2 separate regions of the Homo sapiens genome follow, and region 2 is linked to region 1. Evidence: chromatin loops called from intact Hi-C (ENCODE). Cell type or tissue: HepG2. All regions are shown on one strand.

What was found. Peaks named below come from ENCODE experiments on the same cell type or tissue, not always from the same donor. Only the 100,000 strongest peaks of a DNase experiment are listed, where the experiment ranks them.
Region 2: it touches region 1 in a loop (2.5-fold over the local background); 2 of 110 quality-filtered maps call a loop at or near these places.

The regions. Positions count from the first base shown.
Region 1 is chr18:39,635,802-39,638,301 of GRCh38, forward strand. All of the region lies in intron 2 of MIR924HG (MIR924 host gene), which reads right to left. Among named protein-coding and RNA genes, the nearest start is that of MIR924, 15 kb to the left of the region's middle. In HepG2, no CTCF peak of the experiment used is centred here; a DNase peak (open chromatin) is centred at 1,350.
Region 2 is chr18:39,798,953-39,801,452 of GRCh38, forward strand. No RefSeq gene overlaps it. Among named protein-coding and RNA genes, the nearest start is that of LINC01902, 42 kb to the right of the region's middle. In HepG2, no CTCF peak of the experiment used is centred here; a DNase peak (open chromatin) is centred at 1,369; H3K4me3 peaks cover 2,033 bases.

The DNA.
Region 1 (2,500 bases):
AAAGTATCCATTGTTTATTTTCTGTACTGTAACAGTCCCTCTCTAAGTAACTATATGGATGATAAAGATCTGGCTAAACTGCAATTTTTTTCCCTATCTTCTAGGTCAATAACACTTCCTGGTTATTATTCCTGGGATATTCCTCTTGGGTAAAAAGACATTTCTGTTTTCTTGAGAGCTCAATGTTTTTCCATATCACTAAAGTCTGAAGTGTAGAAAAAAAAAACCAGTTTAAATTATTATTATATTTTTGGCTTCTCACTACAGTAAAACATAATTTGGCTGAAATAATGAGATTCAATTGCTCATAAGTAAACTGTAGCTTAAACAATGACAGTTGGGCAGTATTTGTTGTTGAGTCTCCTGTTTCAGCAGCAAGCATTGTTATTGACTCATTTTTGACATATTTTCTACAGATTAAGAATTTGGTAAAGGGGCCAAGAAAAAAAATACCAGAGTGCTAGACTGAATTCTAACAAGGTGAAACTATTCTACACTAAGCTCTGATCTCCTTTTCAAGAACTTCTTAACCATAATTTAGCAAACATAGATTCACTATGGAATCTATGGAAAGTGACACAACTATCTGTTTTTTGTATTACATATTTTTCAGTTTCCAGATACTAGATTAAAAAATTTTGATCTGCCTAAATTCTAATTAATATGATTAAATTTCCTTAGAAGAGTATGTTATTACTTCTAGTGTATTGGAAGGCAAATACCAAGGCACATGAGTTGCAAATGACCTTTACTGCACTGAGAGATTTACTTACATGTGACACACTGGTTTACTGACATTCTCCATCCCTGTGTTGTTTGAGGCATAGAAAAAGCAAATAGATTTCACTTGAGTGACACTTCTAAGTGAAGGAAGGTCATTTTAATCATCTCCAATCTTCTTTTGTGAACCCATCTCTAGACTTTTAAATGCCTGATAATCTTTTCACTTGGTAGCCGTTATTCTGGTATGGTTATAAAAGTCAGAAGTAAAAGTCCTATTCCATAGTGTCTCATAGCATCTTTCTAGAAACAATAAACAAAGCAAAACAAAACCCTGTAAATTTGGGTAGGAAAGTAGGGGTTCAGAACCAAATAGATATTCAGAACAGATAATGATCCTGTATCTGGGTTCCAGAAGTCCTCTTCTGCCTCCCTGACAAGCAGAACAGACCTTGCTTCAGTTTCTTATTGATATCATTTATGGGCAGTCTTGGTGGTGGCAGTTGTTTTGGGGATGAGATTTTACCTCTTTAGGAAAATGTCCTGACAGGCAGGAGAACTGCACATGTTGCCAGGGAGGCAGAAAGAACAAAGGTCATCCCTCTGGTTGCCCACCCACTTCATCCTACTGTGAACTGTGGCCCCTGACTTTGGCTTTATCAGATCCCTCCTAGGCAAAGCTTCACTGTCTTTTATCTAGTTCTTCAGAATTTAACTTTTCTGAGTGAGAGGTAACTAGGTGCTATGGTCTGAATGTTTGTGCCTGGATGATTCATCTGCGTGATAAAACCTTGGCCTGCACAACCCCTTATTATAATCCAGACATTCGTTTCTATGTTAATAACTCTTTCAACTAATTACCAATCAGAAAATCTTTAAATCTACATATAACCTGGTAGCCTCCTCCCACCCCACTTTGAGTTGTCCTGTCTTTCCAAATCAAAGCAGTGCACATCTTACATGTACTGATTGATGTCTCATGTCTCCCTAAAATGTATAAAACCAAGCTGTACCCTGACCACCTTGGGCACATGTCATCAAGACCTCCTGAGGCTGTGTCACAGGTGCATCCTTAACCTTGGCAAAATAAACTTTCTAAATTGATTGAGACTTGTCTCAGATACTTTTGGTTTATACCCTTATAAAGGAGGCATGAGGGAGATTTTTTGCCCCTTCTGCCATGTGAGGACACAGCAAAAATGTTACATCTTTGAAGCAAAGAACGAGCCCTTACCAGACACTGAATCTGCTAGTACCTTGATCTTAGACTTCCAGCCTCCATAACAGTGAGCAATATATATCTGTTGTTTATAAATTGCCCAGTCTGAGGTATTTTGTTATGGCAGCCTGAATAACTAAGACACTAGTATTACCAACTATTGCTGTCTAATGAAACAAAATGCAGTTTTAAAGTTGAGATAATAATGGATGCTAATAATATATACACCCTTCAAAATCTAGAACAGATTTTATTTTTCCATTTAACCTTCTTTGACTATCTCAGTATAAAGTGATAACCAGCCCCTGCCCCTTGACTTCTGTTCCTTCTCACTCACCTGCTGCTTGCTGTTATTACTTAGTATTTTATGTGAATAAAATATGACTGTTATGCAATATCACTACTTTTTTCTATCAGAACTTATACCTTGAAATGATTACTGTCCCTTGGGCAATTATACAATTATTTTAATAATGGAGCCCTAACTTAGAACACTGCTTGAATTCCTCTTTTGGAATTTTCTTCAAAGCTTGTAGCACATTTTTTTTTTGAAAGCCTCAA
Region 2 (2,500 bases), 160 kb after region 1:
CTAATAGTCTTTAGGACTGTTTTTATTTCTTAAAGATTAAAATCACGTGAGCTGAAAGGTACCATAGCTTTTCACTTCCCTTACAAAATACTTGATCAAAGGACTTGTCTTTCTTTAAGCCAAATTAATCAGAGCTCTTCTTACACACATCACACACAGTACACATACAGGTAGAAGAAAACCTAGTCGCTGGGTGGGGCCCTTTAAGAGACAGCTCTAGGAAAACATGCAGATGTCAAACCAGAAAGGGCTCATCCCCTATGGCAGGCTTGCCAAACAAAGCTTTGCCAAGTGGTTACCGGCCATGGCCCGCAGGATATAAAGCAAGATGGAGGCTTAATTTCACAACCAAAACTTTGCAGAAAATATAAACAGTGATGGTTGTTGCGGGCGGGAGGGGGCGGCGGCGGGGGGCGGGGGGTGCCTGGCCTAGCAAAACATCTTCTAAAAGAAAAAAAAAACTTTAAAACTTAACTTGCTGATTGGGTACAGAAAGGGAAAGAAAATAAACAGTTTAAAAATGCCTAGGGAAGTCCCGGTGCGGTGGCCCACGCCTGTAATCCCAGCACTTAGGGAGGCCGAGGCAGGCGGATCACGAGGTCAGGAGATCAAGACCATCCCGGCTAACACGGTGAAACCCCGTCTCTACTAAAAATACAGAAAAAAAATTAGCCAGCCGTGGTGGCGAGTGCCTGTAGTCCCAGCTACTTGGGAGGCTGAGGCAGGAGAATGGCGTGAACCCGGGAGGCGGAGCTTGCTGTGAGCCAAGATCGCGCCACTGCACTCCAGCCTGGGCGACGGAACGAGACTCAGTCTCAAAAAAAAAAAAAAAAAAATCCTGGGGAAGAACCTCTTATTCTTATGCAAGTGGTTTCTCCACCAGGGAGAAAAGTTTGATTACTGGCTGATGGAGCTGAATCTCTTGGCGGGGAAGGGGAAGGCTCCAGCCGTTCATGGCGGAAAATGCCAGCCAGCTGCCCCGGGATCCTTGAGCCGTGCCTCCCATTCCGGCAGGGAGTTGGGGGTGGAGGGGAGACACTGCTCACCAGTTGGTCCCAAAAAAGGAAGGAAAAGGTCAAGCAACAGTGAGAGGTTTTGAGTCTCCATTTCACTCACCGCTTCTGGTGCCCCCACATTGCGCGCCAAAAATGTTGCAGGACTTTTTCTTAGTTCAGCTGAAGATAAAGTTCTTGTCCGTCCCACGGCCATGAAAATTCAGGCTCGCAGATGATTTAAAGGGTGAGTAAGGCAGGGTTTTATTGGGTAAAAAGGGGAAAAAAGGGGGGACACAGGTATTCCCTCACAAGGTCAGACTCCCCTGCTAGAGCACTTCCCGCCTGCCGTTCGAATCCCAAGTTCCACACAGGAAGGGGAGGGGCCAGGCTCCTCAATGCTGCAAACCTGGCGAACTTCCCGAGGCTTCACCTCAGTGGAGAGGCTGGTTAGAATTTCTCCAGGGACCCTCTGTCACTTGGCTGTCTCAAAGGGATTTCTTTCTAATTGACAAATTAAGACAGCAACTTTGCATATAGCCCAGATGTCTACATTAAGAAAAAATTAGATTGGTCTATTGTCAAATGTAATCTCATTTTCCTAAATAATAACATGGTGACCCTCCTGAATTAAAAAGACAAGACCTAAAGTATTACATAAAAACTTTAAAACTTTGTTTTCCTCCAAATGAAGTGAAAATTAGACACCAGGGAGGTAACTGAGTTTCAAACCTGATTGTAACATTGAATATTTCAGCTTTGTCTAATATAAGCCTAAAGCATAAGAACAAGAAATGAAACAATGCTGATTCAAAGTGGAGTGTCAACTTGACCACTAAAAGTGAACCACTCCATAAAAGTAGGAACCCAAAGAGGTCCACTGATTCACAAAAGAAGATGCTGAGAAAACGTGCCTGTCTTGAACTTGGCATTGGGTAGAAGGAAAAAATATATTTTACATATGTGTCATATGTGACATATATGTGTCATATAGACATATGGGTAATCTGTGAAATAATATATGACAAGACAAAAATACGACATATATCACACACGACACATATATATCACTTATGATACAAATAAGCCACAATGACATATAGATGTATGTCATATGTGGCATATATTTGTCATATGCCATGTGTGACATGCATTAGTCATACAGCATATGAAATGTATGTCGTTTCATATGCCAAATATGTGACATGTGTCAAATATGCATCTTATGCGACATGTATAAGACATGAGTCACGTGACATAGGTGTGAAATATGACATGCGGCATGCATGTGGTGTGTCATACAGGGATCATATGGGTCATACATGACAAATGTGTGTCATATGTGTCATAGGCGACACGCGTCGTATGGAACGTGTGTTGTGTTATACACGCGACATACGTGTTGTGTGTGACATGTGTGTGACATGTATGTCACATACAAGTCGTTCGTAAGACGTTAGTTTCTATGTAAATATGCATGCCATGTGCGACGTGTATGTGACGTTTGC